7 separate regions of the Mus musculus genome follow, and all the other regions are linked to region 1. A link is a loop called in an ENCODE intact Hi-C map of the cell type or tissue named here. Cell type or tissue: gastrocnemius. All regions are shown on one strand.

The links. A loop is a pair of places that touch in the nucleus more often than their neighbours do. Peaks named below come from ENCODE experiments on the same cell type or tissue, not always from the same donor. Only the 100,000 strongest peaks of a DNase experiment are listed, where the experiment ranks them.
Region 2: a loop joins it to region 1, with 2.8 times the contacts of the local background. A loop is called at or near these places in 25 of 42 quality-filtered maps.
Region 3: a loop joins it to region 1, with 5 times the contacts of the local background. A loop is called at or near these places in 38 of 42 quality-filtered maps.
Region 4: it touches region 1 in a loop (9-fold over the local background); 38 of 42 quality-filtered maps call a loop at or near these places.
Region 5: a loop joins it to region 1, with 4 times the contacts of the local background. A loop is called at or near these places in 9 of 42 quality-filtered maps.
Region 6: it touches region 1 in a loop (2.4-fold over the local background); 3 of 42 quality-filtered maps call a loop at or near these places.
Region 7: a loop joins it to region 1, with 3 times the contacts of the local background. A loop is called at or near these places in 10 of 42 quality-filtered maps.

The regions. Positions count from the first base shown.
Region 1 is chr8:126,918,608-126,922,607 of GRCm38, reverse strand. No RefSeq gene overlaps it. Among named protein-coding and RNA genes, the nearest start is that of Gm31718, 12 kb to the right of the region's middle. In gastrocnemius, a CTCF peak has its summit at 1,533 (motif pointing right); a DNase peak (open chromatin) is centred at 1,564; H3K4me3 peaks cover 349 bases; H3K27ac peaks cover 2,077 bases.
Region 2 is chr8:126,582,320-126,586,319 of GRCm38, reverse strand. No RefSeq gene overlaps it. Among named protein-coding and RNA genes, the nearest start is that of Irf2bp2, 9.7 kb to the left of the region's middle. In gastrocnemius, a CTCF peak has its summit at 3,636 (motif pointing left); DNase peaks (open chromatin) are centred at 1,590, 2,064, 2,504 and 3,626; H3K4me3 peaks cover 2,834 bases; H3K27ac peaks cover 4,000 bases.
Region 3 is chr8:126,481,519-126,485,518 of GRCm38, reverse strand. No RefSeq gene overlaps it. Among named protein-coding and RNA genes, the nearest start is that of Tarbp1, 8.5 kb to the right of the region's middle. In gastrocnemius, CTCF peaks have their summits at 2,335 (motif pointing right) and 3,694 (motif pointing left); DNase peaks (open chromatin) are centred at 2,350 and 3,676.
Region 4 is chr8:126,496,113-126,500,112 of GRCm38, reverse strand. It overlaps Gm51605 (a long non-coding RNA gene), which reads left to right. Exons shown (of 2, transcript XR_003947621.1): 1 at 1-2,825. Among named protein-coding and RNA genes, the nearest start is that of Gm51605, 2.6 kb to the left of the region's middle. In gastrocnemius, a CTCF peak has its summit at 2,439 (motif pointing left); DNase peaks (open chromatin) are centred at 1,933, 2,399 and 2,857; H3K4me3 peaks cover 1,075 bases; H3K27ac peaks cover 2,277 bases.
Region 5 is chr8:126,734,512-126,738,511 of GRCm38, reverse strand. No RefSeq gene overlaps it. Among named protein-coding and RNA genes, the nearest start is that of Gm31603, 6.8 kb to the right of the region's middle. In gastrocnemius, a CTCF peak has its summit at 1,650; DNase peaks (open chromatin) are centred at 1,695, 2,283, 2,895 and 3,306; H3K4me3 peaks cover 1,901 bases; H3K27ac peaks cover 4,000 bases.
Region 6 is chr8:126,564,293-126,568,292 of GRCm38, reverse strand. Gm39286 (a long non-coding RNA gene) reads left to right here. Exons shown (of 3, transcript XR_879365.3): 3 at 232-959. Among named protein-coding and RNA genes, the nearest start is that of Gm39286, 5.6 kb to the left of the region's middle. In gastrocnemius, a CTCF peak has its summit at 1,955; DNase peaks (open chromatin) are centred at 1,323, 1,493 and 1,986; H3K4me3 peaks cover 2,409 bases; H3K27ac peaks cover 4,000 bases.
Region 7 is chr8:126,662,608-126,666,607 of GRCm38, reverse strand. No RefSeq gene overlaps it. Among named protein-coding and RNA genes, the nearest start is that of Gm31603, 65 kb to the left of the region's middle. RefSeq lists an enhancer at 1-1,187. In gastrocnemius, no CTCF peak of the experiment used is centred here; DNase peaks (open chromatin) are centred at 928, 1,282, 1,889, 3,042 and 1 more place; H3K4me3 peaks cover 1,287 bases; H3K27ac peaks cover 4,000 bases.

The DNA.
Region 1 (4,000 bases):
TGTTGCAGTGAGGAGAAAGGGTTTATTTAGTTTTCAGACCCCAAGTAACAGCCCATCATTGGTAAGAAATCAACGCCAGAACTTCACACAGCCAGTCATATATCACCCACAGTCAAGAATGGAGAGAAATAAATGTATATATTCTTGCTTTCTTGTTTGTTCCTGCTAGGTTTCTCTATTAGTATACAGTTTAGGAACCTCTGCCTAGGAATGGTGTCGCCCACAGTGGGCTGGGTCTTCCTGCATAGATTAAGACAATGTCCCACAAACAGGACAACCCGACGCACACAGTCCCCCACTGAGACTCCTTCCAGATGATTCTAGGTTGTTCCAAGTTGACAATCAAAGCTGGCCACCATAGGGAATGAGGCTTGAAGTCCTGCCCTACCGGGTCGCATATTTAGGCCTCAGAGCTGACTTTGGATCTCCTGGATCTTGCCCTGCTTCCTGTTTCCTCAGGCGAGGCCACCTCCTCAGAGATACAAGAGCGTCAGGACTTGAACCGTTAGGCATCCCCTCCCTCCTCATTCCTCTCTCAGTTACCTAAACATAGGACTGCTGAGTTCTAAGTCTTCTGTGGTGTGTGTGTATTGTGTGCAGGTGTGCTTGTGTACATGCATGTGTGTCCTTGTATATATGAAGGCCAGAGATCCATGTTGAGTGTCTTCTGTTCCTCTTCACCTTATTTTTCTAGAATATCACCAAGCCTGGAGCTCACTGTTCAGCTACACTGGCATCCCAGGAGCCCCTCTTGTCCTCTGCCTCCTTAGCACCAGGATGTTCACATAACACCATGCCATGCTCTCCCACCCCCACTTTCTCAAAATGGGTTCTGGGGACCTGAACTCGTGCTTGCGCAGCAAGGAATTCACCCACTGAGATATCATCTCATCCCATTCCTTTCAGTTTGAGACAGAGTTACCTGGTTCAGGCTGGCCTTGAACTTGTGACCAACATCTTCCTACCTATGGGACCAGAGAGATGGCTCAGCACTTGAAAGGGCTGGCTGCCTTTCCAGAGGACCTGAAACCATTTCCAGCACCTATACAACAGCTCACACTTGTCTGTTACTCCAGTTTCAGGGGATCTGATGCCTTCTCCCTATCATCATGAGCAGTAGGAGTACACGGTCATGGTGCACAGATATACATACTCAAAAAATACCCATGACATAAAAGTAAAGGAAGAGATTCCTCTTTGTACTCGGATCATAGGTGTGTTGTCTCATGCCCAGCTGAGACGGTGGCTTTTGTACTGATTCTTACAGAGATGTCTCCTTGTGTGCTGATGTTCCCAGCAAGCACTTGTGAGTTTGCTTGCCTGAATGCATGGAATTGATTAGACACTGTGCACATGCCCGGATGTATACATCTCTGATTATATTGCCAGGGATTGGCATTTACCGAACAGTTCAGAGCTCTAGGCTGGGGGTGCTTCTGAGTCCCTAGGTAAAGTCCCAACCCTTTTTTCTCTCCAGGTAGCTCAGGCTGGCACAGACATCCTGCACTGGCTCACTGGGCCACTTGATGGCAGTGTGAGAATTGAGAAAAGAGGCTCTTGTCTTGCAAATCTTAGCAGCTCTCTCCCAGTGGCCACTTCTACCTCTGCAGCCACCCAAGCCAAACAGAAAGCTCTCTGCTCAGTCTACCGCTGTGCCCTGCCCCTTGGCCAGATCCAGGCCTCCACTCACAAGCTCTCCGCTCTCCCCTTTCCTGCCCCAAGCTGACAGCAGTCCCTCCTGGTTTTACTTCAGATTTTTGTGTTTTAATTTTAATGTAATTTTTTTTTTTTTTTGAGACCCGATCTAACTCTGTAGACCAGGCTGACTTTGAACTCGCAGAGATCCGCCTGTCTCTGCCGCCCAAGTGCTGGGGCGATACACATGTGCCACCGCCTTCGGCTCTTTGTTTTTAAAGTGTTGTCATCTGTGTGTTTCAGAGTCCCTGGGAAGAGGAGCAGAAAATATTATAAGAGCTGGTGGCTTTAGAACAAAAGCAGAAGTGCCTGAAATCCTTCTGGCCAGGGAGGTTGTTTTCTGGAAGAAGGAAATGGCAGAGAGGGCAGAGGAAAGGCAGAGGTTGGGGGGCCAGATCATATGGGGGTCACTACAGGAGGGTGGGGGGGCAGGGTGTGGGGACCTGCTGCTCCATTGTTGGGGAATCTGACACTGGGTTGCATCTTAAAGGCTGTCAGTTCTTGCCTCCCAGCTCTGGTGACAAAACCCTGCTGGAAGGGTTAAGGGCATCAGCACAAGGGCTGGCCTCTGGTTTGTAAACTGGCCTACCAGCCTCCCTCCCTCCCTCCCTCCCTCCCTCCCTCCCTCCCTCCCTCCCTCCCTCCCTCCCTCCCTCCCTCCCTCCCTCCCTCCCTCCTTCCCTCCTTCCCTTCCTACCTGCCTGCTTGCCTGCCTTTTGTTTCTTTTCTGAGACAGGGTTGGTTTCATGTAGCCCAGGCTATCACTAAACTCCTGATCTCTCTTCTTCCACCTTCTGAATGCAGGGATGATAGGTACCTACCATCACACTTGACTAGTTTCTTCCTCCCATAGGCAGATGGGATGGCCAGGCATGCTAGGAGGCTGAGGCAAATGAATTGTAAAGGGTTAGCTTAGGCTACACAGTGAGTTCAAGGGCCAGCCTGGTTTTAAGAGTGAGGCCCGGTCTCAGCCATCACCTCCACCCTCACAAGAGAGATGCGTGTGAGAAGGCCGAGGGAATCCACAAGTTGCCCACATCTTTCTCCCAAGACTTAGGCTGACAGCACTGCCCTCCCACCTAAGGAGATCGCAAGGAGATAGGCTGTGGCTCCTAAGGAATTTGCTGTGGGAAAAAATATTTCTCCAAACGATGACCAGGAAATATTGTCCTGACCAAGGTTGCTGCATGTGCTATCTTGGAAGCATGAGCTGAGGACTGAGTGCTATGTGATCTTCAACAGGGCCCAGTTCTCAGGCTCAGAACAGCCACCCCACACAGGCCACTAAGACCTCACTATCTCCCTTGGTTTACATTGCCATGCTCTCCTGTAGGACAGCCTTGACCTTGAGCAGGACCTAGGCTGGCTGGCTCAGCCTGTATGGAGGTGGGAGGCCACTCTCTGCTGACTCAGACCTGGCCTAGGGCAAGTTCATGCCTCCAGCCTGTGAGTAACACACTGGTGTTTCAGCTTCAAAGGCCTTCCCAGGATTAACCAATTAGTCACCCAGGAGAGCCACAGTGCGGGTTACTGTTGTCTTCACTAGGCTGGAACTGAGGGAGGGAGGGAGTAGGATCTCACTGCAGAGCAGCAGCAGCAATGAGGTGTAGGGTGTCCCACAGCGTGGGAGGGACAGGATGAGGCAAGATGGAGTTGGAGCTGATCACTGAATGAGAGTGAGAGACCTGGGGGAAGTCTCCGGGTCGGGGAGTGGGGGTTCTGGAGAGTCATGGTTCCATGCAAGGAACATCCTTCTTGGGACTGGGGAGATGGCTCAGCAGGTAAAGTGTTTGCTATGTTAGCTTAAGGACCTGAGTTCAGATCTTCCACAGATTACAGATCTTCCACACCCATATAAAAAGCTGGGCTTGTTGGGTCACATGCCTGTGACCCCAGAGCTGGGGCTGAGACATGGAAGACAAGAAGAGCTTTAGAGCTCTCTGCCCAGCTAGTTTAGCCAAAGCAGTGATGTCTAGGTTCAGTGAGAAAGTGTTGCACAGTAGAGAAAGGCTCTAAAGTCAGTGTCTGGCTTCCATCCACACACGCACACAGATGAACACACTTAAACACACACACATGCACAGATGAACTCATTTGTACACACACATACACACACTCATACAGATGAACTCACACACAGATGAGCTCACACACTCTCACACACAGATGAACTAACTCACACACACACACATACACAGATGAACACACTTACACATGCACAGTTAAGTTATACCCATAAGCATACACTGACACAGATGAACTCACACACACATGCATGCACTCTCACACACACATACACACAGAT
Region 2 (4,000 bases), 340 kb after region 1:
AAGGCACTTGATACCACACCTGGTTTAAAAAAAAAAAAAAAAAAAAAAAGTGACCTTTTATTTTTAATGAAAAAGCCAGTAGAATGACTGTTGGCATGGTGTAAGTTTTTTCTATGACAACACCTTAAATGTGTCTGGGGGAAAGTAAGAGGCTGGCCCTCTATAATGTACACTGGCTCAAAAATCAAAAAACATCCTTTGATTTACCCCCAAAACATTAGAAACTCCTCTAAGATAGGTTAGATCCAGAGACCAAGATGACAGGATTCCCAGTGAGAATTCAGAGAGCATCAGGTACTGGCTGGCCTTTGAATGGGGCTGTAGAACTGGGCTGGTAAAATACGCAGTGCACCCTGCACGGTGAGCTAACACATCCTGTGTAGGGTGACACCACCACATTTGAATATTTCTAAATATAGTGTACATTTTGTGCAGAATAACTTGTTACATAATCTGGAGATCTTAACCACTCTTACTTAGCAATTAGTGATTCTAAGGAAGTCATCAGTATCATTAGCAGTTCAGATGCTCACCAGGGGAACGGGGACGGGGCACAGATGAGTCAAGCTTTGCTGGATGAGCGTGGAGGCAAGACAGATATTTAGGTCACTGCAGATTTCTCTGCCACTTAGTAAACATCTTTCCTGCCGCAGCACAGCGTCTTCCGAACTGTGTGTGTGTGTGTGTGTGTGTGGTGGCGGTGTCTCCAGGAAAACAAAACAGAAACAGCATTTTCAGCACAGCTAAGGGCCTCCATTTATTTTAATGTTGGTTGGTTTTGTTTTCTGTAGCCCTTGCTGCCCTGGAACTCTATTGTAGGAAAGACTGTCCTCGAACTCCTGGAGATCCAGCCTGTGCCTCCCACGTGCTGGGATTAAAGGTGTGCACGACCACCTCCCAGCTTTTGTTGTTTCTTTTTTAAATGAGACACAAGTTATGTTCTCTTATAATTTTTAAGTATGCTATCAAGAGATCTGCAGAACACAGGAAGGGCTATTGGGATCCACCTGAGTTATAACCTTATAGCCATCCATCTTGGATTGAGTTGCTACTGGGAAAAGGTTGCTGGGAGTTGCTGGGGGTTGAGGGAGCGTTCCACCCAGGCTGTTACCCCATTTTGTTATTTGTGCTGCCAACAGCAATTCAATTAGCCGTTTTGGGCGATAAAAGATAAAGATTTATTGTACCCCATATACAACTGAAATCAGAATTTCACAGGCAGGTCACAGTCGTTAGGGACTGTTCTAATAAGCACCATATGGGTGTCTGTACCATTCTTTTAACAACCCCAAGCAGGCACCTCAAGCTACAGCCACTTGTGAGGTTAGGGTCAAAGCCACTGGGTAGAACCCTTTTCTTGGCCAAGGGCACAGTGGACAGGTTGGTCCACAGAGGCTCCCCTACCTACCATGAGTGTGGGAAATAAGAGTAGAGGCTAACTCCACACACGAGAGAATGGAGTGTCCTAGAATTTATAAACCGAGCCACAGCAGCCTTCTGACCCAGGAACTCAAGACGGGCATGCGCACAATGCATGCATTGTGCAGCGCACACAAGGGCCATGCTTTGGCTGAGCATCAAAGCGGCTGCGTCCTGTTGCATCTGCGCACAATCGCGGAGCCCGGGTTGCATCGGGCGGGGTCAGGCTGGGGCTCTTCCTTTTCCCCTTTTAACTTTGCGTGGCAGTTTGGGAGCAAGGAGTGTTTTAAAAAGAAGCCTCCGGTCCAGCCAACCCCAGTCGCTTTTACAGAAAGAAGTGAGTCAGGCCCACGAGGAACACATGGAATTGAACTCGCCTCGTGGAGGGGGCTTCCACTCCCTCTCATACATGACCGCAGATAGGCACGTGGAGGCTCCGGTGTGCCCACTGCGCGCGCGCCCTACCCTGTCCTACTCTGTTCCTGCTCCACGAGCCTCCACCACGTCCCACGCGCTCTCAGCTCCACTCTGTACCCCCACGCCCCGCCCCACTCCGCGGTCCTCGCCCCAATCCACGGACCGCTTCCCCACTAGGCAGTCCCCTCTCCGTCCCGTGCGTCCCGCCCCACTGCACGGGCGGCGCCCCGCGCCAGCTGCGGCGCTAAAATTAGCGTCCCGCGCGTGAGTTGGCGCCCGCAGGAATGCGCGCGCAGGCTGGAGCTGCGCGTGCTGCACCAAATAAAGTCAAAGGCTTGTCTGGCGAGGGGGGGGCGCTGGCGCCTGGGGCCCCGAGGGTCACACGCGGCTGCTTTAGTCGCCAGCGTGTGCTGGGGGAGGGGGGGAGGTTGGGGGAAGGAGGGGGATTTGTGAAGTTTACAGAAGCCTCCGGACAAAAGCTGCCCAAATGTCACTCCGTTTTTGGAAACCATCATTCCGGGGGTGAGGGTGGGGGTGGGGGGCGAGGGGGGTTAGGGCTGTAGCTATAATAAGCCAAATGTTTCATGCTGATGCTGTAAACATACGTGTCAAAAGGACGTCCGTGTGAGCAGAGAGCATACCCATGCTGGACCATGTTCAAAGTGCAATTGGGAAGCAATCCTCAGGACACAGTCCACGCGGGAGCTCCCAAGTCTGATCAGGCGCTCGATCAGCTGGCTGTCCAGTCGGGCATAAATAATGTAGAAACAATTTAAGGCCAGAGAGCGCGTTTAAGGTGCTACCCAGTTAACTTCACATTTTTCTGAATTATTCAGTTTAACGCTCTGCAGTACTGGGGTGGGGGTTGGGGGGAGAGAGAAACAAAAATAAGCTCCGTGTTATTTTATTTATTTATTTTTTTTTAATTCTCTGTCGAGTGTGGTGGCTAATGCCTGGAATCCCAGCACTGTGGAGGCAGAAGGGTCTTAAGTTCAAGACCAACCTGCCCTACATAGCGCATTCCTGTCTCAGAAGGAATACAGTGTGTGTGTGTGTGTGTGTTTGTGTGTGTGTGTGTGTGTGTGTGTGTGTGTGTGTGTGTGTGTGATGACATTTCTCTCTCAGCAGTCTTGGAGCAGATTGTGCCTATCCTGGGGAGATAGGGACCTCCCTCATTCAGGCCTTAGTGACAGCTTGCCATTGCTTCAACAGCGATTGCAGCACATGGATGGGACACTGAAGAGGTTTGTGTGTCTAGAATCCTACTCACAACCTGCCTGGAGACTTGGCTCGCACCTTGAGAGGCAATTGTGATGGAAATCAAAGGCACACTGAGCACACAAGGCTTCCTGGTTCAAACTTCTGAGAGAAAGTTCCTGTTCTTTCCCTGTGGCTGTGTGTCTACAGCCAGAGGCTGTTCTCATGGAGACACAAGAGAGTTCTGTGCTGAGACCTGAAGTTTTAAGTTCCATTAGGAACGCACCTCTCTGCCTATGCTTCACACAGCAGTTGCCACACACAGGGCTGGGGAATCTTCCTAGACTATGAGCATCTCATGGCATCATGTACACTTAGTTGTCTTAATGATTAAAACAACAAAACAACGAGTATTCACCCCATAGAGGAGCTAAGAATCAGGCAGTCTCTGTGACAGGGTTCTGATCTGAAAAGGCACTAGGTGTGTGGCAACAGGGTGCTTGCTGGGTTACACCAAATAAATATTTTCCGTTATTATGTGAACGTGGGTAACAAGGAGTCCCTCTGAAACACTGGAGAGCAGGGCGCCCCCTGCTGTGCTCACTCCTGGAGAGCAGGGTTCTACAGGGCACCTCCTGCTGGGGACCAAAGGCTGATTTTCATTGGGTATCAATACTCTACCCTGTGCAGGCTTTCTTATTTCATCAGTGACCTTAGAGAATAAATGGCGCCATTGGAAATAAAATAAAAATACGATCTGCAAATAGAAGAGGTGAATACTTTCTAAAAATAATCCGTTCAGAGGTATTCATGGACAGTCTCTTGAGCATATCATTAGGCCCACAAAGCAGCTTGACATTGACCCACCTGTGACTTTGGAAGCAAGGACTGCATTTGTGTGGTTGTGGGGGGTGGAGGATTTTAAATATATTTTCTAAAAGCATTAACAAAAAAAAATAAATGGAGG
Region 3 (4,000 bases), 440 kb after region 1:
ATAGAGAATATATATTATATACTCCAGATTATGTATATGTATATGTGTATGTATTAGTCAGGGTACTCTAGAATCACAGAACTTATGAGTAGTCTCTCTATAGTAAGGGAATTTGTTGATGACTTACAGTCTGTAATCTAGCTCCCCAACAATGGTCAGCAGCAGTGTGAATGGAAGTCAAAGGATCTAGCAGTTGCTCAGTCCCACAAGGCAAGCAGGCAAAAAAGAAAGAGTGAATCTTTCTTCTTCCAATGTCCTTATGTAGGTCTCCAGCAGAAGGTGTGGACCAAATTAAAGTTGTGTGCCACCATGCCTGGACCTGGGACTTGCTTTCTCCCAGATGAACTTGAACTCAGAGATCTCCCTTTCTTAATCTTCTGGGATTCATAGCCACTGTGCCTCAAGATCTCCATGCTGAGATCCAGGTCAGAAACTTGTATCTCCCAGCCTCCAGATTAGGATCACTGGCGAGCCTTCCAATTCTGGATTGTAGTTCATTCCAGATATAGTCGATTTGACAACCAGGAATAGCCACTACAGTATATGTACATGTGTATGTGTATGTGTAATATATAATGCTATATATGTAATATATAATACTATATATGTATATGTGTAATATATACTATATATGTGTACTATATAACACTATATATACTATATATTCCAAATATAGTATATATACATTTAGATACACACACACACACACACACATGCACATGCACACACACCCGTGTGCACACACATACACATTTGATTTGTTTTTTGAAGACAGGTTCTTTCACTGGCCTGTAGACTACTAGGTATGCAAGGCTGGCTTCACTGACTGAGCCATCTCTCCAATCTCCATATAGTTTGTTTCTGCTTTGACTCAGGACTCTAGACTGATGAGGGATAGGCTTCTGTCATTGTCTGTAGGTTAACACAGGCTTTTGTAGTCTGTAGGCTTGCATGGTAGACTTGCAGAGAGAGAGAACAGTGTCTGGGACAGCAACTGCTCCAACACAGTGCCTAGCATGTCACAGGTCCCCAGGCACTTGCTAGGTGTCCTAGTGAGGGTGTCTATGGCTGTGAAGAGACACCATGACCACAGCTACTCTTACAAAGGAAAACATGTCATTGGGGCTGCCTTACAGGTTCACAGGTTTAGTCCATTGTCATCATTGAGGGAAGCATGGTAGTATGTAGGCAGACATGGTGCTGGAGAAGGAGCCAAGCATTCTACAGCTGGATCTGCAGAAAGCAGGAAGAGCAACAGCAATGGACTTAGCTTGGGCATATGAAACCCCAAAACATACTTTCTCCAACAAGACCACGCCTCCCAATAGTGCCATTCCTTAAGCAGTCAAACATGAGCCTATGAGAGCCATTCTTTCTCAAACCACCCCTCTAGGGCACCAAGGCTCACATTACTTCATCTTTCCTGACATCCATACCATTCCCAACCTGTGAGTCTGAGAAGTGCTAAGACCCCACACCGTGCTGCTGGAAGGTGGTCCAGCTGAAACCATCAGTTAGTCCTACAAAAAACAACCCCAGGGCCTCCTGATGAACCCCTCTCATTAGAGAGCTGTGTGTAGGTGCTGAACAGCCTGGCCCTGCTCATTCACCAGGATGTTAATATTTCCCACGCGGTCTGCTTCAAGGCATAAAAATAAATTGCCCAGAGAGTACTCATGCTGATTATGGATTTTCACTGAGAGCAAACAAGATCAAGCATGCGTGTACCTCCACATTTCCCTCCAGGCACTAGGCTCTTCCTTGCAAAAAGACTTGAATGGGTTCTTAAGATTCTCTTCCTACCCACTGCCCTTTAAAGCTTTCATTCAGACCACCTCCTTCCAATTCCACACACTTCTAGAGACCCCTGCTGTGACGGGGTCTCTCAATGGATGAGATGCTCAGAACTTTTTGGGTGCTATCAGAACTGGTCAGGAGGTAGAGCTTTGTGTGCACTGGGGGAGGGGGGACTCGAGGGAGAGTGGTCTTCAATGTTTCTGTGTGCATATATATTTGTGTGGATTGTGTGTGTGTGTGTAGGTATATGTGTGTGCACATGCACAGAGGTCACAGGAGGGAGGCAGATGTCTTGCTCTGACACTACTGAGACAGTCTCTTGCTGAAGCTGGAGTTGTTAGTCTGGCAGCCAGCAAGCCCCAGTGATCCTCCTGTCTCCACCCACAGAGGAACAGGGTTACAAGTGGACAATGCCATATCTAATTTTGTTATGTTTGTGCTACTATTGAAACTCCGGTTCTCATATCCATCGAGTCTGTCCTTTCTCCAGTCCTGTGGTCTTCATAGAGCAGGCTCGTGGGGAAGCGGTCATTTCCAAGGCAGCCTCTAGGTGGTGCTGCTCAATCACATCTTTGCACTGAAAAGATATGCAACTAGGGCACCCTGGGCTTGAGTTAAGGGCCACGTACCTCTCTCCCATTCCAAAGGTGCCCATCTTTTCCCCAAGGCTAGGAAGGTGCTGGCACAGGGTAAGGGAAGGGAAGGGGTTGTAGGTGGAACTGCCTGTCTATCACAATTTAGGTGCACAGAAACAGGGCCATGCAGAGTAAATTTGCCTTGATCAACTGCTTCATATAGAAAAGTTAACTATTGAACTGGTCCATTTAGCTAACAAAATAGGCTTGCAAAATGGGTTTCCCCCGCTTCTTCAGAAGCACCATCTCCAATGTGGCTCCTGGTGGTGAACACCTGTGACCCCAGCCAGCACTCAGGAGCTGGAGGAATGGTGATCGGAGGTTCAAGGTCATGCTCAGTTACAGAGTTTCAGGACAGCCTGGGCCGCATGGAACACTGTCGCAGAAGGTGGCAGGATAGGGGAAGAAGAGGAGGAAGAGAAGGAGAAATAGGGGAGAGGAGAGAGGAGAGGAGAGGAGAGGAGAGGAGAGGAGAGGAGAAGGGAGGGAATAGAAGGGGAGGGGAAGGGAGGGGAAAAGGAAGCAGTTATTAGCTGATAAGAGAAAACTGACCATGGTTAGAAGGACCACAGATGACTAATTGAAAAACCCGGTATTTTTAAACTGAACTTCATGACATTTTTGCCAAAGATGGTTTTCTCTTTTTACTTCATGGCATCTAGTGAATGGACTTTTCAGCACTGAAGACTCTTGGAACTATTGTTATTTACCAGGGTTCTCCACAGAGATAGATGCTGAGTGTGTGTATGTGGTGTGTGTGTGGTGTGTATGAGTGTGCATGTGTGTGTGTGTGTGTGAGTGTGTGTGTGGTATGTGTGTGTGTGTGTGTGGTGTGTGGGGGGTGAGTGTGTGTGTGCAGTGTGTGTGAGCATGTGGGGGTGTGGTGATATGGGAAGAGAGTAGTATGTAGGGTGTGGGGGTGTGTGAGTGTGTGTGTGGTGTGGTATGTGTATGTGTGTGGTGTGTATTGTGTAGTGTGTGAGTGTGTGCATGTGTGTGTGGTGTGTGAGGTGTGTGTGTATTGTGTGTGGGCACATCCCAGTATATGTTGCCCTTGTGACTTCTAGGGAGGGAGGCCTGGAGAAACCAATCCCAGAAGATTTCTAAGCTCCCCTACCCTTCTTAGAATCTAGAAGGAAGCAGTTGCAGCCTCCAGCTGCAGACGTCTGGTGTGATTGCTACTGTCAATCTTTCCAACTGTGACTGAGCATTTAGGTGGAAAGCTTGGGACAGGACTCCATTGTCAACAGCGCCACCTTCTGTCCAGTGAAACTCTAGCTTCTAAACAGATTTTTCTTTCCTTCTGATCTTGTTTTAGATTGTACAAGTGCCCTGCATTCCTGAACACACATGCACCCCAGATGTACACATTAAAAAAAATATTTTCCAGTGCCCCTTCAGTTCCATGCGCCTCTCAGACCAACTTAGTCCGTGCTGTGCTTCGACATCATCATCTTCATCAGAAGCAGCTGAGGCCGACTCGACAGTGATCCACAAGATCAGACCCAGACCTCCCCCATGGAATGATGAGGACAGAAAGGCCCATAACACCCCGTAACTCCCTTCCT
Region 4 (4,000 bases), 420 kb after region 1:
TCCAGGCTCTCTGAATCCTGAAGTCTCAGTCTTCCAGCTTCAGCCTTTGACTTCATATATGGTCACATTTATTTAGCTTTCATCGTAGGGAAATTCTGGAGGGCTTGGGGAAATGACTAGGCAGGCAAGAACATCTGATGACCAAGCTTGAAGACTACGGTTCAAATCTCTAGTATGCGTGTAAGAAGCTGGGCATAGTCACACTTACAGGTAACCCCAGTGATGTGCAAGATGGAGACAGGAGGATTACCCGGGCTTGTCTACTGCCAACCTAGCTCTGGATTCGCTGAGAGGTCATCCTGTAGGGGACAAGGCAGAGAGTGACAAAGCAGGACACCTGCCTTCCTCCTCTGACCTCTACATGTGCACAGGTGTACAAAGCAACTAACACATATGTGTAACAACACACACACACACACACACACAGACACCAGGTCCATCTTGACTATGAAGTTCATGAGTCTATGAAACTTTGGTGCTGAGAGATAAACCCAGACTTTGAAGTCAGACTTATGCCAACTACTAAAGCACGTGTGACATTGGGCAAGCCAAGCTGCCTCGCCTCTCTAAACATTGGTTCTTCATGTGAGAGCCCAGGTGTGGATCTGGGAGATGACTTAGCTGGTAAAGTGCTTGCCCTGCAACCATGAGGACTTGAGTTTAATGCCCAGAATCCACACTAAAGAGAAAAACAAAACAAACACATACACAAAAAAACCTAGAAGTGTTGGCTTACACTTGTAGTTCTAGTACTTGGGACTTGGACTTTGGTGATTTCAATATGCTTGCCCCAGGGAGTGGCACTATTAGGAAGTGTGGCCTTGTTGGAGGAAGTATGTCACTGTGGGGGTAGGCTTGGAGACCCTCATTCTAGATGCCTGGAAGCTAGTCTCCTGTCTGCCTTTGGATGAAGACTTAGAACTCTCAGCTCCTCCTGCAACATGCTTGCATGAATGCTGCCAATGCTTCTTGCCTTGATGATAATGGGCTAAACCTCTGAACCTGTAAGCCAGCCCCAATGAAACGCTGTCCTTACAAGAGTTGCCTTGGTCATGGTGTCTGTTCACAGCAGTAAAACCCTAACTAAGACAAGGACTCAGGTAGATAGATCCCTTGGCCTCACTGGCCAGTCAGTCTAGTCTGCTTGGTGAGGTCAGATCAAAGAGTCTCAAAAAAATAATACAGATAGTATGAAGAAAGGACACCTGGGATTGCCTTCTGGCCTTTCACACACATGTATACACATACAAGCAACACATACACACAGGCACCCATAGGCATATGTGCACACATACACTCACACAAAAGGTTCAAAGCCAACTGCCAAGCATTGCCCCGAGTATGGAGCATGAAACTGCTTATATAACATATGGGAGAGAGAGAGAGCCTGGTGCGGGGCAGGTGCCAAGGTAAATATCCGATCCAGCTGCTCTCTATCCACTCCAGTTTCTGATGGGTCAAAAGCACAGCCGGTAATAAACACAATGTTGCCTCTGTCTTCGCTTCCTTTCACTCCTGGGGTCCTGCTTCAGACAGAAGGAAGCAACAGCAAATATCAGAGAACCCTATTGAAAGTGTCACTCATCCATTGAAACGTCCTTTCTATTCAAGAATGTGATGATTAATTATTCATTGCTTTTGGAGTTGAAAGCAAGGACAGGGCTCTCTGCCTAAAAGCCAGAGCTTGACAACAGTAGATTTTCAACGGCCAGATTTTGGTCATGGACTGGTTCCTATGGGATGGACCCCAAGTCTCAGATGTGCAGGGCCGAGAGGCATGCAAACTTCAAATGGAGCGATTGCTCCGTGCCCTCCGTGCCTGCGATGGATCTCTGGGAGTTAATTCCCTGCATGGGTGGCCCGAGTCCTTTGGCCTCCAGCCCCATGGCTCATTCCGCCACTCTGGGCAAGCAGTAACCGCCCACCCCAGTGCAAGTCTTTCTTTCACGGCTCATGGCATGAACAACTCATTAATTCTCCAGGGCCGAGGTTGGGGATTACGTCAGTCTTACACCCCACTGTAAGTGGTCTAAATGCCAGGGTAGCCGTGTTTGCAGGGCTGCATTCGTGCCAGGGGTGCAGATCTATCAATACATAGTTCTGAAATATGCTTCTCTTCCATCGGGTGTGCTTCTCCTGGGCAGCAGATTTCAAAATGGAAGCTCAGTGCCTAGCCAGAACGCAGGCTCGGGAGCGCCTGGAGGACTCTTCGGGCCTCTTCAGGGTAGGTGAGATCTTGCTTGCTATGTCCCCAGGAGGAACAGGAGGCAGAGCTAAGCCAGGCGGTGTGGAGTTTCACACATGTCCCCAAAGACGAGCTTCCTGTGGTGTAGACACGGGACTGCTGCGGGAGGAGGGGGAGTGTCGGGCAAAGGAGGCACAGTGACACATTTCCTGAGGCCCTGGGCTGTGAGCCTGCACAGCGGGGACAGAGTGCCATCTGGTGGTCACTGGCTAGCATTGCAGGTACCATCCGGGCCTTTTTCTCATTAATGGAGAACTCAGAGGGAACTCATTTGGGCTTTTTAAAGATCTGTTTCAAAACACCAACGGAAGACAAGGAGGTCAGATGTGCCCGCTCCTACTCATCATTATACCTCCGGATACTCACTGCCTCACATCCTTCTTGAACCAGACAACGACTTCAATGGCTTCAAGGCCAGTTTTGTTTAGTTTTTAGAGACAGGGTCTCAAACTTGCTATGTGTTCAAGAAAGACCTTGAGGTTTTGGTTCTCCTGTTTCCACCTCCTGAGTGCTTGAATTATAGAGGCACATCATCACACCATCGTGCTGGGGATCAAACCCAGGACTTCACGGCTGATAGGTAAGCATTCCAGCAACTCAGCTGCACCCCAGCCCCAGGGCCAGCACTTGACACGAGCTTACAGCTCTGAGAAGTCTGCCTTGCCTTACACCCTCCCAGACCATGTTCTCCCTGTCACGACTCCACTAACACTTGAGCACAGGAGTCCCTGTCTCACCCCTGCCTGAAACATATGTACATTCTTCTCTAGTCTGCTGAACCCCACACTTTTCAAACTCCACCTGTGGACATGTTGACACCCTCAGAACACCAGCCTCATGGGTGTTCATGCTGATAGACCAGATCACAGACCATATCAAGAGCCTCTGATACCTGGAGGAGGCCTGACATGTGACCAAGTAGCTGTGAAGATGGCTCTGGCTTCGGTAGTCGTGTCCCACACGATGAGTGATTCAGTTAACATTTTCTTTGTTCTGGGGCTAGAAGTCTGAGGTTAAGGCCTTCTTAGAGTTGGTGTCTTTGGAGGCCTCCCAAGGGCACGGTACAACCGTTATCTCTCCGTGTCCTCAGTGGTCTTTACTCTATGACTGCCTGTACCCTAATCTACTTCTTATAAGGACATCAATCATGTTGAAATAGGACGTATCCTCCTGACTGCTTTTTATCTTAGTCATCTCTTTGAAGGCCTTGTCCCCAAATGCATCCATCTTCTGAGGAAATGATCTTCTGGGGATTAAGACTTGAGCATTGTGTTGCCTCTGCCCCTGGTTACCCAGTAGACTCGATGGGGGGATCCTATTGCTGAAGACATCACACACATAGGCTACTGGAAATAGAGAAATCAAGTTAGTAGGGACCAGGAAGCTTCAACCCTGTGGCCAGCTCTCAGTACTGAAAGGCAGTCAGGGCTAACATGTCACCAATTATCTTTTCAAGCTGAGAGCCCTGTGAATAGCAGTAATTGTTATGCTATTGTTTCCAGTTGGACTTGGGGCCAACTCCACAGGAGGAGACAGATGTCTGGTACCACAAATCTGTCCATGTGCTGTGGTCAGGGAGCCCCAAAGATCCCAGAGAGAACATACTGCTTATTATTATACTAAATAATCAAATTGCCCTTTAAGATTTATTTACTTACTTTGTATGTGTACATCGTCGCTGTCTTTAGACACACCAGAAGAGGGCATCGGATCCCATTACAGATGGTTGTGAACCACCATGCAGTTGGTGGGAAT
Region 5 (4,000 bases), 180 kb after region 1:
GTGGACACTCTCCTGTCTCAGGCTTTTGATTTCTCACATCGGGATCTTGTCAATGTGCTCCTGTCTCAGTTCTCCATCTCCAGCCTGCTTCCTAAGCTGCAACAAGACAGTTGTTGCATCTGGGCCTGATGGTGCCCTCCCTAGCTACCTAGGAGGTTGAGGCAGGAGGTCTGAAACTTCAAGATGCACCTGGGCTATAGAGTGAGTTCAAGGTCACCTTGGATGACTTAGACCCTGGCAAAGCCCAAATCTGACCTCAGAGCCAGTTTCTGATACCACAGAGCTTTGCTGTGAACCACCTCAGCCATTCAGGGGTGCAGTAGTTCTCTTGGTTTTGAAATTCCTTGTTTCTGTTACATTTCAAGTGCCTATCACAAGCTTCTTCCTCTTCCCCAAAGACCCCCAGGAATGGGACCCAGCCTCCATGACCAGGAAGCTCTTCACATTGTTTTGCACACAGAATGTGCCCCATATGTGTAATGGTTTCAGTAAGGGTTTGTCTCTGACCTGCAGAGACTCTGTGGCAACCATGCTAGCAGAGAAACACCCTGGTGGAGTCTGGGGGCTGTCTATGACAGGCAGGAGTGTTGGTCCTGACTCTTGGACTTGCTGCAGGAAGCTGTTGGGTGCTGAGAAATTTCTCTAGGACAGAAATGAGAACCTGAAGGAGGGGTAGCTCTGGAGCCTGGCAGGAGACAGGGTGTGTACAGATACAGCGGAGTGGCCCCAAGGTGTCATCTGCTAGTAGTGGCTTCCTCTAGCCTGGGCTCCCCCTGCTCTCCAGAGGAACCAGAGAATAATACCTACAAGGGAATGAATGAGTCCTGGTCTTAGCTGTGGGAAATTAGAATGAAAAGGGCCACTAAAATCAGGTTTTCTTGCAATGTGCCATGCTTGCGATGCTGTTTTTCACAGTGTTTTTATACAATGTAATGGAACTAAGAGAAAGAAAGGAAAACAAACACAGTCATCAACAACATCAACACATACACCACACATACACATATACACACATGCACACAAATATACACAATGCACATACACATATACACAATGCACATACACATATATACACACATATACCACAATGCACATATACACACATGCACACACACACACACACACACACATGTACACACACATATACACAAACATACACACATACACACATACACACACACACACACACACACACACACACACACACACACACACACGAGCATATAAACACAAATGCATGTCCCCAGCTCTGAGCATGCATGAACTTTAAGGTCTCCCATCCAGCTTTCTGTGCACCTCCTTGCATGGTCAGGTTCCTCTGGCTGACCCCTCTAGCCTCCTAATTCCTCTCCCAGATCCACGGTTTTCCATCCTAATTTTTATGGTGTTTCCCAGGATTAATGGTTAACGTACTCATTTTTCCCCCAAGCTCTCCCTTATCAGCGACTGTTCCGAGTAAAGATTAACTATGCTTAACAGAAGCACATTAATTAATCATCTACAGACTTTGAGCAAATTATTCTTGGTCACCTCCTCCTAAAGGTCTCATCCATTTGCAGCTGACCTTCACCAACACCCGGGTCTAGAGACTCGGGGAAAAAGCCAACCTTAGGAGAACTGATGAGCCGAGGGAGGTCACGAAGTATTGACAGTGGGTGACGCTGCTGTTCTGTGCTTTTTAACTCAGCCACCGTTGTTCCAGGACCCTATAAAAGGACTGGGCTGTGCCTCTTTAAAAAAAAAAATGTTTTGCAAGCCAGGCCTAATCTACGGTACATTCTTTGTTGCTGGGAGACTCGGAGTGGCTGTACAAGCTGTTCTTTCTGGGAATCATAGTTCAAAGTGTCCCGACCCAAACACACATGTTGTCATTGTGCCTGTCCTTTGAGTGGGGCTGGGACATCCGACTTAGCAAACCTCTCCTGAGCAAGCAGGCCCAGCAGCCAGGATCCACAGCCAGCAGGGTGGCTCCAGGCTCCCACTGCAGGGAGGGGCCTCCTAAAATGAGGTGGAGGCTTCTGCCCAGGGAGCTGAAGGAGGAAGAGGAGGGGAGAGAGGAGGGGTGTTTCCATAAGGGTCTCTCCTGGCACGGGGCTGCAACAGTTGAGCCCAGGTTGTGCCCAGGTTGCAGATGGAGTGTGGCCAGCGCAGTCAAGTGTCCAGAGGAGCATTGTGGGAAAAGGCCTTCATCCACTCTGCACTGGAGTAGCTGCAGAGCCCCGTGAGGGGAAAGCCAGGCCTGGGTCCAAATTCCTGCTCTGTTTGGCTCGCTCTCCTTCCTCCTTGGAGAAGACCGGAGTGGAAGGGAGAGGTCGTTCAGAGGGGGACCAAGGCCTGGAGCCTGCCAGACTTATTAGGAAAGATGTTGTCGGGGTCTTGGCAAGCTTTCTCCATCGTCCCGCCCCAGCATGACTGGTTCCTGTCACCCTGGCTGACTCCAGCCAGCCCAAGTGCCTCGCTGCCCCACATTCAAACATTTCCACATTAGGCCACCACCGGCACGCCTCCCTGGCAGTGTGGGAGGCGCCTGCTGACCCGGGGTGGCCTCGCCTGCCCTGCCTCCCCTGCAGGTACAATTGCTCTTTTCTGGGTCAGCCTTGTGATCTGGTGTCCAGGCACTTGGCAGAATTTAGCAAATGTTCCTCAGGGCTCTGTTTCTTGGTTACACTATTCACACTGACACCCTTGGGACTGTGGGGGAAGGGGACCGCTGTCTCCATCTCCTGTCCTGCCCTGGTTAGAGAGCCGGGTTGCCCAATCTGCTCTCTCTTGGAGGAGGTGGGAGGCTTTACCTCCTTTGTGGATCTTTAGCCCCTTCCCTTCCCGTTGGCCTGACCTCTCTTTTGGACCCTGAGCTGGAGGAGAGGTTACTATTCATGACGTACAACCACATATGGGCTTGTGCAGCCAGACGTGGCAGCCTCGAGCCCACGTGACTCAGAGCAGTTGAATCACAGCCGCACCAAATGGAGCTGGACAACTGTGCCAGCCGCAGGGTGGATTTCGAAGAGTTCCTTTAGAAAAAAAAAAAAGTGAGCGGTCTCACCTGTTCAAGCAATAATATTCCAGAGGAAGTGTGTTCCAGTAAAATATGATCTAAAAATAAATTGCACCTGTGCGTTTTGACCTTTATAAACATGGCTACTAGAAAATGCCATCTATGTGATGGGTGTCATATTTCAGTCGGACAGCACTGCCTGACAACTGTCTCCACAGTAGTGTGGTTTCTTCCAGGCATGTGGCCTGCTGAGGGCTGGTTCTAACCCCACCCCACCCCATCCCCCAGGTCTCCCTGCTTGCTGGCAGCTATAGGCTTCTCTTCCCACTGGGCATGCTCCCTCCCTGCTTTCTCCGTGGCTTCTGGCTGCTCTTCAGAGCCCAGGGTTAGTGCCCCCATATAGGAAGCATCCTCATCCACACAACCACAAAAGGTTTTGTCCACTTGGCTGTCACCAGGATAGTCTGTTGTCGAGGGCAGTATCCAGAGTGGAGCATACAGGACTACATGTACGCTCACCACACATGGGTGAATGACCCACAGGCCAGAGCAAACCCAAATAGGACTAGAAGCTGGTCTTATTTATGTTTCCACTGTGGGAGGCAATAAATTATTAACCTGAGTCAGGATATTTTGGTTGCTGTAGGGAGCGCCTGCTTGGTACTACTTAAAAACAATCAGGGGTGGGATGGGGTGAGGTGGGGTGTTGAGATGGCTAGGGAGTAAAGCCATTTGCTGTCAAGGCCAATGAGCTGACTTTGGTCCCCAGAACTCCAAGGTCAAAGGATAGACTCACCTCCTACAAGCTGTTTTCTGACCTCCACACACATGGAGTGACAAGCATGCCCTGTATATAAATATGTGTAAGGCAAGAATTGGAAATATTTTTTTGGAAAAATTTCCTTTATAATAAGCAAATATTTTGGGGGGCTGGGGGCTGGGCAACAGCTCTCCATATAGTCCTTCTTCACATCGAACTTGCTCATTTTCCCGTCTCTGGCT
Region 6 (4,000 bases), 350 kb after region 1:
ATACACAGGCTAGCCCACCACACACACATACCACATGCTCACATGTATACACACACACACACACATCACATTATATCACATCACATCACATCACATGCACAATGACTGGGTAAGCTCAGAACAGCTGCTCAGAAGTACAGGCCTGCAGAACAAAAATGCTCCTGCCAACAGGGATTTTATTTTACAACTTCCAAATGCTAAGAGAATCCTTCCATTTTTTTCCCCTTACAGGTTTAGAATTTACACACTGAATGGCCTGCCTCTGGGCTGCCCCAGAGGGCCCTGCCAGCACCTGGAGCTCCAGATCCCGCCCAGTAGGCTTACAACCTGAACTTTCTATTTCTGAAACCCCATTTCCCAGGAGGCAGCACTCACTTTGGGCCACACACTTCTGAGAATGATTGCATGTGTCAGCTGCTAAGTCACATGGCCTTCAGCCTGGCCCCTTCCAGAGGGTGACAGAACTTCTGTTGGAGCAGATGAATGTTACTGTCATAGAGAGGTTTGACACCCCTTATAATGCCACCCAAGGCTCACCACAGTCACCCAGAAGTACAGCTCAGTCCCGTCACAGTGAATCAGTGTCCTGATGCCCCTGGGTCTCCAAATACCACTGGAAGAAAATTAATGGAGCGTTCTGCTCCTTCCGTTTAACACATCAAGGGACTGGCCCCCTGATGAAAATGTAGTTTAATTAAGATAATCGCTCCCGTTTAAAGAGAGCCTCAAAGCAAGAGTTGAGTCTCCTTACTTCCTTTTTTAAAAAATAAAGTCTTATTTTTAACTATGTGGATATGTGTGGATACCTGCATGTGAATTCAGGGAGTCTCGGAGACCAGAGGCATCAAACCCTCTGGAGCTAACATTACAGGTGGTTGTGAGCCTGAGGCAGGTGCTGAGTACCAAACCTGCATCCTCTGGATGGGAGCAAGCATTTGTAACTCCAGAGCCATCTCTCCAGCTCTTTACTGTCTCTGTGTGTCTGTGTGAGGAAGTCACAGAACTTACAACAGCCTCTTCCACCTCCTACCAGGTGGGTCCAGAGGGCTGACTTCAGATGTCAGACTTGGCGGCAAACATTTTCACCCACAGAATCATCTTGTCATCCCAGGTCTCTTCATTTCCAAACCAGTGTCGCCTACCACTCAGAGCCAACCTTCAGTGAACGGCATACTCACTCTCATTTTAGGAACAAGAAGAGGGAATTTACTGCACGTGGAAATGAGGAGCAAGCAGCGAGGAAGACAAAGGCCCAGAGCCCCCGGGTCCTGGCTTGCAAGCTGCTCGCATTTGCTCCATGTCTGCAAGCTCCCAGGAGCACACAAACATCCGCAGGGAAGAATGCTTCCCAGCATGCATTTCATGAATAGGGTGGCTTGTGTACTCTGCAACGCTGGAAATAGATCCTCACCGTGGAATGTGGAATGTGGAATGGACAAACGAAGGAACGGAGAATGTGGCCGAGCTCAGCAAGGCGGGACTCACCCCACACACAGCCCCACGCTGGCACGCTCTCTGAGCTGTTTGGAAGCTTTTTTTTCCCCCTGGGGCTCAGAGCATGGTGGTACAAAGAGCCTTGTGTTATGATCTCAACACCACTATTAATATCCTGTGGCCCATTGAGCCCTGATCCCTTGGCTGGGGTTCTCCCAACATCTCAAGATGAGAAAAGTAGTCCGGCTAGGGGGAGGGAGGGAGACAGGAAGGCAGGGAGAGAGAGAAAGAGGGAGAGAGGAGAGAGAGAGGAGTGCTCTCATTTACTGCCCTTGAGTCAAGAATTTAGAAACATGACCACAGCCAAAGCCTCAGAGGCCTCGTATCAAATGTTGTTATTTTTGGGTAGCTTGAAAATAACGCTGGTTGTGGGATGGGCAAGGTGCCCCAGTGGCTGCTGCAGGAAGCAGGAGCGGGTAGAAGCTCTGCAGAGAGAGGGTCATGTCACTATGGGCACAATTGCCCCGCTGGCTCGGCCTGTTGGGCTCCTCTGAGGAGAAGCTGAGGAGCTACACTCTCACTGGGTTCACCTCCCCCACCCCTGCCCCTCACCCCCCATGTGGGCTTTAGGGTGGTGACACTTCCCTCTAGTTTCCCCAGAGGCAGCTTGGCACAGTGTCCACTCAGATGACTCTGGGTGAAGAAACTTGGTGAAGCCTAGCTGTCCCTCCCCTGGAGTGTCTTTATTTAGACAGCTTTCCCCATGACCGAGAGCTCCCTCCCCTCTGTAGGAAATATGCCCACAGTGGGTATTTTTATGCTCCACCTGCACTGGGTGAAAGGGAACCCTGGTTTAAGATGAAAGGGAACCCTGGTTTAAGATGTCACTGATGATGCGTCTCTCTCCTCGAGCCCAGCAGAGCTGTGTCCAGGTCACAACTGAGGCTCTTGTCTGGGAATACAACTCACTCACTCTGTCTCCCCAATCTCCATGCCTGGTCATCCTGCTTGGACAGACCATACCAGACACAAACACACATTTACATAACAAACACAATGCACACACACATTTACATAACACACACTGAGGAATAAATAATAAAATCCCACATCAGTCCCAAGAACCCTTCCTTCTGTAGAGTACACGGGACAAATGGAAGTCATTGCCTCTGAGCTGCTGGCACATTTGGTGCCCTGAGAACGTCCTCCACTCAGTGACCATGTGCAGACATCATACAGGGCCAGGAGGTGGTTTATGGAGAGCCACTTGATGTTCAGAGCCCAAGAGGGTGGTGTACGTCATAGATGAGGCCACAAGGAAGGTTCTCCTCCCAAACCTGCTTTCTCGGGCTCCGGTGAAGCTACTGTCCTTTCGAGTGTCCTCTGAAGAAACAGATGTCCACTTCCTCTTCTGCTCCTATGCTGCCCTGCTGGCTCCCTCCATTAAGCCTCCCAGGCTGGAGCTGGGCAGCTGCAGGGACTTTCCACTTCCTCAGGCACTCACTGTCTTCATGACTGTGCCCATGAATCCTGTGGCAGTCACATATGCTCCTGGTTGGATTTGTAATAAGCTGAGACTGTCCATGAAAGCTAAATAATAATACCAACCCAAAACCTGATCATAATTACACTCTGCAGAAATTAGGTGTGTCCCGTGTAGACAGTGCCTACCCTGTAGACAGTCCACTTCACCCCTCTGTGTGCCCACTGGGAAACCTGTTAAAATCCAGAGTGAACCCAAGGCCCAAGCATTTCTGATAAGCATGGAGTGGACCCTGCTGCTACTGTAGAGGGCCAATGTTTCTGTGGGAAACGGTGGAACCCTATGTCCTTGAGGACCTAGACTGTGCCTGATTTGACCTTGATCCCTTTGTGCTCAGCACCCCTCCCCCTAGGGCATCATTTACACTTCCAGTCCCTACTGACAACATTCCTGAGGGAAGCATCCCAAAGGAGGGACATTTGTTTTGGTTGGAACACCAAACATCTCAGTGGGGATGACATGGCTGCTAACGTCTGCGTTGCAGGAAGATCCTGCTCAGCTTGTTCGCATCTTGCTGAACACAGAAAACTCCACCTGGAAGTGGGGCTAGGCTGTCCTGCTCCGAGACTGGCCTCCAGAGACTTCCAACAACCATGCCACCTGCCCCAAGGGTTCTATAACCCCTCAAGAGAGTGCTACCAGCTGGGGACCAAGTATTCAAACACGCGTGCCTGTGGGGACATTTCCTGTTATCCACATTGACTGCTTAACCAAACCCGAGGCAGGAGGTGGTGTGTAGGTTGGGTGGTGAGGAATCGTTCATTCAGTAAAATGTTGCCTCCCAAGCATGTTTGAGCTGGATTCCCCAGAACCCATACAGAAATCCTCAATACAAACAAACAAATTGTGAGTCCCTGATAACAAGATACGCGTGCACATACACACGCCAAAGGACACAGTTGAAGAGATTGTGAAGCCAGGCTGGTCCACTCCCCTAACACCCTTCAGTCCTTTAGGCAAAGCAGAACTCTTCATAGGCTCTGTCTACAGACACTAGGCACTGAGGGAGCGGCTTTCATCTTA
Region 7 (4,000 bases), 260 kb after region 1:
TGGCGGCAAAGCTTGCTTGGCACCCTTATATGGTTTCCCATAACTCCCTGCCTTGGCCACCGTCCATTCCCTTCAGGGCAGCAAACGGGGATTAGCACTGCTTCAAGTTGTTTTTCTCCCCTTCGCTCCAACTGCTCCGGTGACATCACCCTCTGCATTCAAGTGCCAGCAGGGTGGCTTCTTTCTGTCCCGCCCCTCCACCCCAGTCCTCCATGGCTCTCTCTCCCTTTCCCTCTTCCTCTCTCTCTCTCCCCCTACACACACACACACACACACACACACACACACACACACACACACTTCCTGTAGCCTCCCTCTTCCCTCCCTCCCTTTTTTTCCTTTAAATGTAGTGTTTTAGGTCATTCCTCTTGTCCGGGGCTTTTTTTTTTTTCCTACTAAATTAAAAACACCCAGGCACTTGTGCATTTAGCTGAATCAAGCCAGACGCTGTATTTTATTTTTATAACTGAATTCCTGTGAGATAAAAATCTCATTTTCCTTAGTAGGCTGTAATCAGCCCTTGCAGAGATGTTCCAACTGCCCCATCTCAAAGCTTCCTTAAGCAGCTCCACAGAGAGATGAACTTGGCTCTTTTTCAGGTTTAAAGGGGCCCCAAGGCCGGTCAAAGGCTGTTTGCGACACACTCACACACGCAGACTCATGAATGCTTCCCTTGTCGTGGAAATGTTACCGAGACCGCCGGACACACAGTCAGTACACACTGACTGCTGGACACACAGTAGTACACACCGTGTCCCTCCCCTTTCCAGAAGGAGAATAGGTGAGCGAGTAAAGCAGCTTCCGAAAAGACTGGTTTCAACTAGCAAGTGCCAGGCAGTGTTATGCAACTCACGGCTAGGTTCGTGAAAGAAATGGAGGTTTGCCGACTGCACAAATGGTCCCCCCCCCTTCTCCCCGCCCCGCTCTGATTCATGAACTAGTTTTCTGATTCATGAATCACTCGGGAGCCAGCAGGAGAAAAAATGAATCCTATTGATCTCATTTCAGTTGAAATGGGCTCAGCAGGCCCATTGCTGGCCGAGGATGGCTGGCCAGGGCCAGACATTCACTCCCAGCCTCCTCCTCCGTCTGTAAGCAGGTGCCTCCTATAGCACTATTAAAGAGATAGAACATAATCTTCCGCTACAATGGTCGTCAGTGGAAAGCCACTGTCCTGGTTGTTCCCTTGTTGGGAAATCTGTCAATGTCTATTGTTGGTCTTAATTTATTTCTTTTGAGATGGGAGAGGGGCACGTGGTTTGTAGCCCAGGCTAGCCCGATCCATTTGGCACCTCTTTCGAGCATCATCTTATTTTAATGTCTTTTCTGAATTCCGGTGAAGTTTATTGTTACTCTTGTGCTGGGGATGCTACAGGGCTTTGTGCACTCTCGGAAGCATTCCATCACAGAGCTATAGCCTCGGCAGACTCCTTACTTTTTATTTGGAGATAAAGTCTCATTGGGCTGTCTAGACAGGCTTTCACCTCATTCTGTTTCCCAGGCAGGCTTTGAAAACGTGCAATTCTGCCTCTGCGTAGCTGGGATAACAAGCCTGGAGACTTCTGAAGTAGAAAGTCCTGTTCTGAACCAGTAAACAAATGGCTTTCCACCCCCTCCCTACAGCCTCTTCAGCTAGGAAGGATTCTAGGTAATGCTCTGTCTTATGTAAGGGCAAGTTGGCCATGGCTGACTGTTCAACTCTATGAATGGGGGGGGGGGGGGCTGGGGGAGGATGGCAAGGGAGAGAGACTGAGATTGGATAAAGTCTGTCTTTCCTTCCAAAAAGAAATGAAGGCTTTGTCCTTGGTAGTCCAAGAAGCAGAAATTGAGCCTGAGGCCAAAGGCAGATGGAAAGACGCCCTCCCCACCTCCTTCCTCCATCCGTGAGCTACCACTTGGTGCATGCCTTGTGAAGTACCTCTTCGTCCAGCTGGTAGTATTCTGACCAGCACTTTCTTTGGCTAGTTGGTAGCACCCTGACCAGCACCTTTGTTGGCTAGTCTCCACACCTACCCTTACTCCATCCAGTCTCTGGGAAATTAAGACAGCTGGCTGGGTTAGGCACACTGGTACTCACCTGTGATACTAATCCTTAGGAGACTGAGACAGAAGGCTCGCTGTGGTTTTGACAGCAATGGACTATGTAGTGATGTAGTGAGTTCAAACCCAGCCTGAGGTACATGAGGAGCCCCTGATCCAAAAATAAATACCTATTACACACATACATTAGGTGAAATACCTAACACACATACCCCTCACATCTGCACCTGCACACACACACACACACACACACGAGAGAGAGAGAGAAAGAGAGAGAGAGAGAGAGGTATACACATACACAGACACATATACCTCAAGCAGCTGCAGCTGCACACACACACAGAGGCATATCCACACACACATCTGTACCCACATACACAGGGAGGCATATACATATCTGTACCTGCACACACAGAGAGAGGCACACACACGAGCACACACATACATATATGCTCCCACAAATCTGCACCTGCAGACACACACACACACACACACACACACAGAGAGAGAGAGAAAGATAATAAACAAACAAACAAACAAACAAGACACTTGGCCAGACACAGGCCTTTTAGAAACTGCACAAAAGCTGACATCTGAAAGAGAAAAGGACTGTGGCTTCCAGTAAGGAATTTTGGATCCAAGTGTGGAGAAATCAGCTTCCAGCCCTGGACTTGAGATGCACCTTAGCCCTGAGATGCATTTCACAAGAGTCGAAGCTTGGAGGAGGTCACCTTCCTCCTTTTTATTACACATTGCCCAGAGGAGGCCTGGGAGACAGGGAAGGAAAGCAGGCGAGTATGAATTTCAATCAGCAGTCAGTCCAAGGAGCCTCTTGCCCTCCTGAGGGCCCCGTGAAGGTGCCTTTCATCCCGACTCCTTGGGCTGGCTGAGTGTGATCAGCCACAGCAAAGGCCTGCAGGTCTCCAGGTCTCCGGTTAAAACTGCACCCAGACTTGCTGCTTAGCCTTAGAGCACACCGGGCTTGGCAGCTGGCTCATGTTTTGTATTGTTGTCTTTGATTTCACCCTCCAGGACATCCCCCAACTCCTGTGATCAACCCGAGTCCCTAGAACAGTTTTATGTAACACCCACTCGGCCAGCCCCAGCGTCTCAGAGCCTTGATTCCAGCATCTTCCATAAATCTGGCAACATATCAAAACCTCTGTTTCATAACACACTCAAAATAGGATTTTCTACTAACATGACAAGCCCAGGGCTTCTTGTAGGGGGGGCGGGAGTTTTATGAATCATTAATAGTTAAACAGAGATGTGCCCCACCTGCCTGTCTCTGGAGGATCAGGATAAAGAGGAAGATAGGAAGACTGTGGTCTACAGTCTGCTGGTTAGTGAACAAGGGACCTTCTCCAAGAATTTGCCAAATAATCTCAAACACATTGAGCATCTTACTCATGCTTTAGAAACAGAAAAAGAAAAAAATTACCTTCCTGCTGCCTCCTCCCCATTCATGGGGAGTGCGGTTTCCTTTTATTTATTGCCAGACACTGACAGTTGCAGACTTAACCCCCGACTCTCCTTTGAGGAGAGCAGCTTCCTGTAAGAAACACCTTAGATCTGGGCCCCACCAACTGCATGATTGAACTGCACTTGGGCATAGCGGATGATGGAGAGAGAGCAGAGACAGAAGAGAGGCTGCAGCTACCCTTATAAGCCCTGTACCCGCCACATCCGGCCCTGGTTTAGATTATGACTGGGAAGGGTGTATCCTCCCAAATACCATTTGCAGCCTGTTTAGGAGCCCTTCTTGAAGTTTCTTCCTCCTGGATTCCATTGTATCACACTGTCTCTGCTGGTACAGCTGTGTCTCCCTTCCCTGTCCTGACAGACAGACAGACAGACAGATAGACACACACACACACACACACACACACACACACACACACACTGTTGGTGTCCTTGTGCAGATGACCCCCAGGGCGTCACTTCACAACAGTGGAAGCCT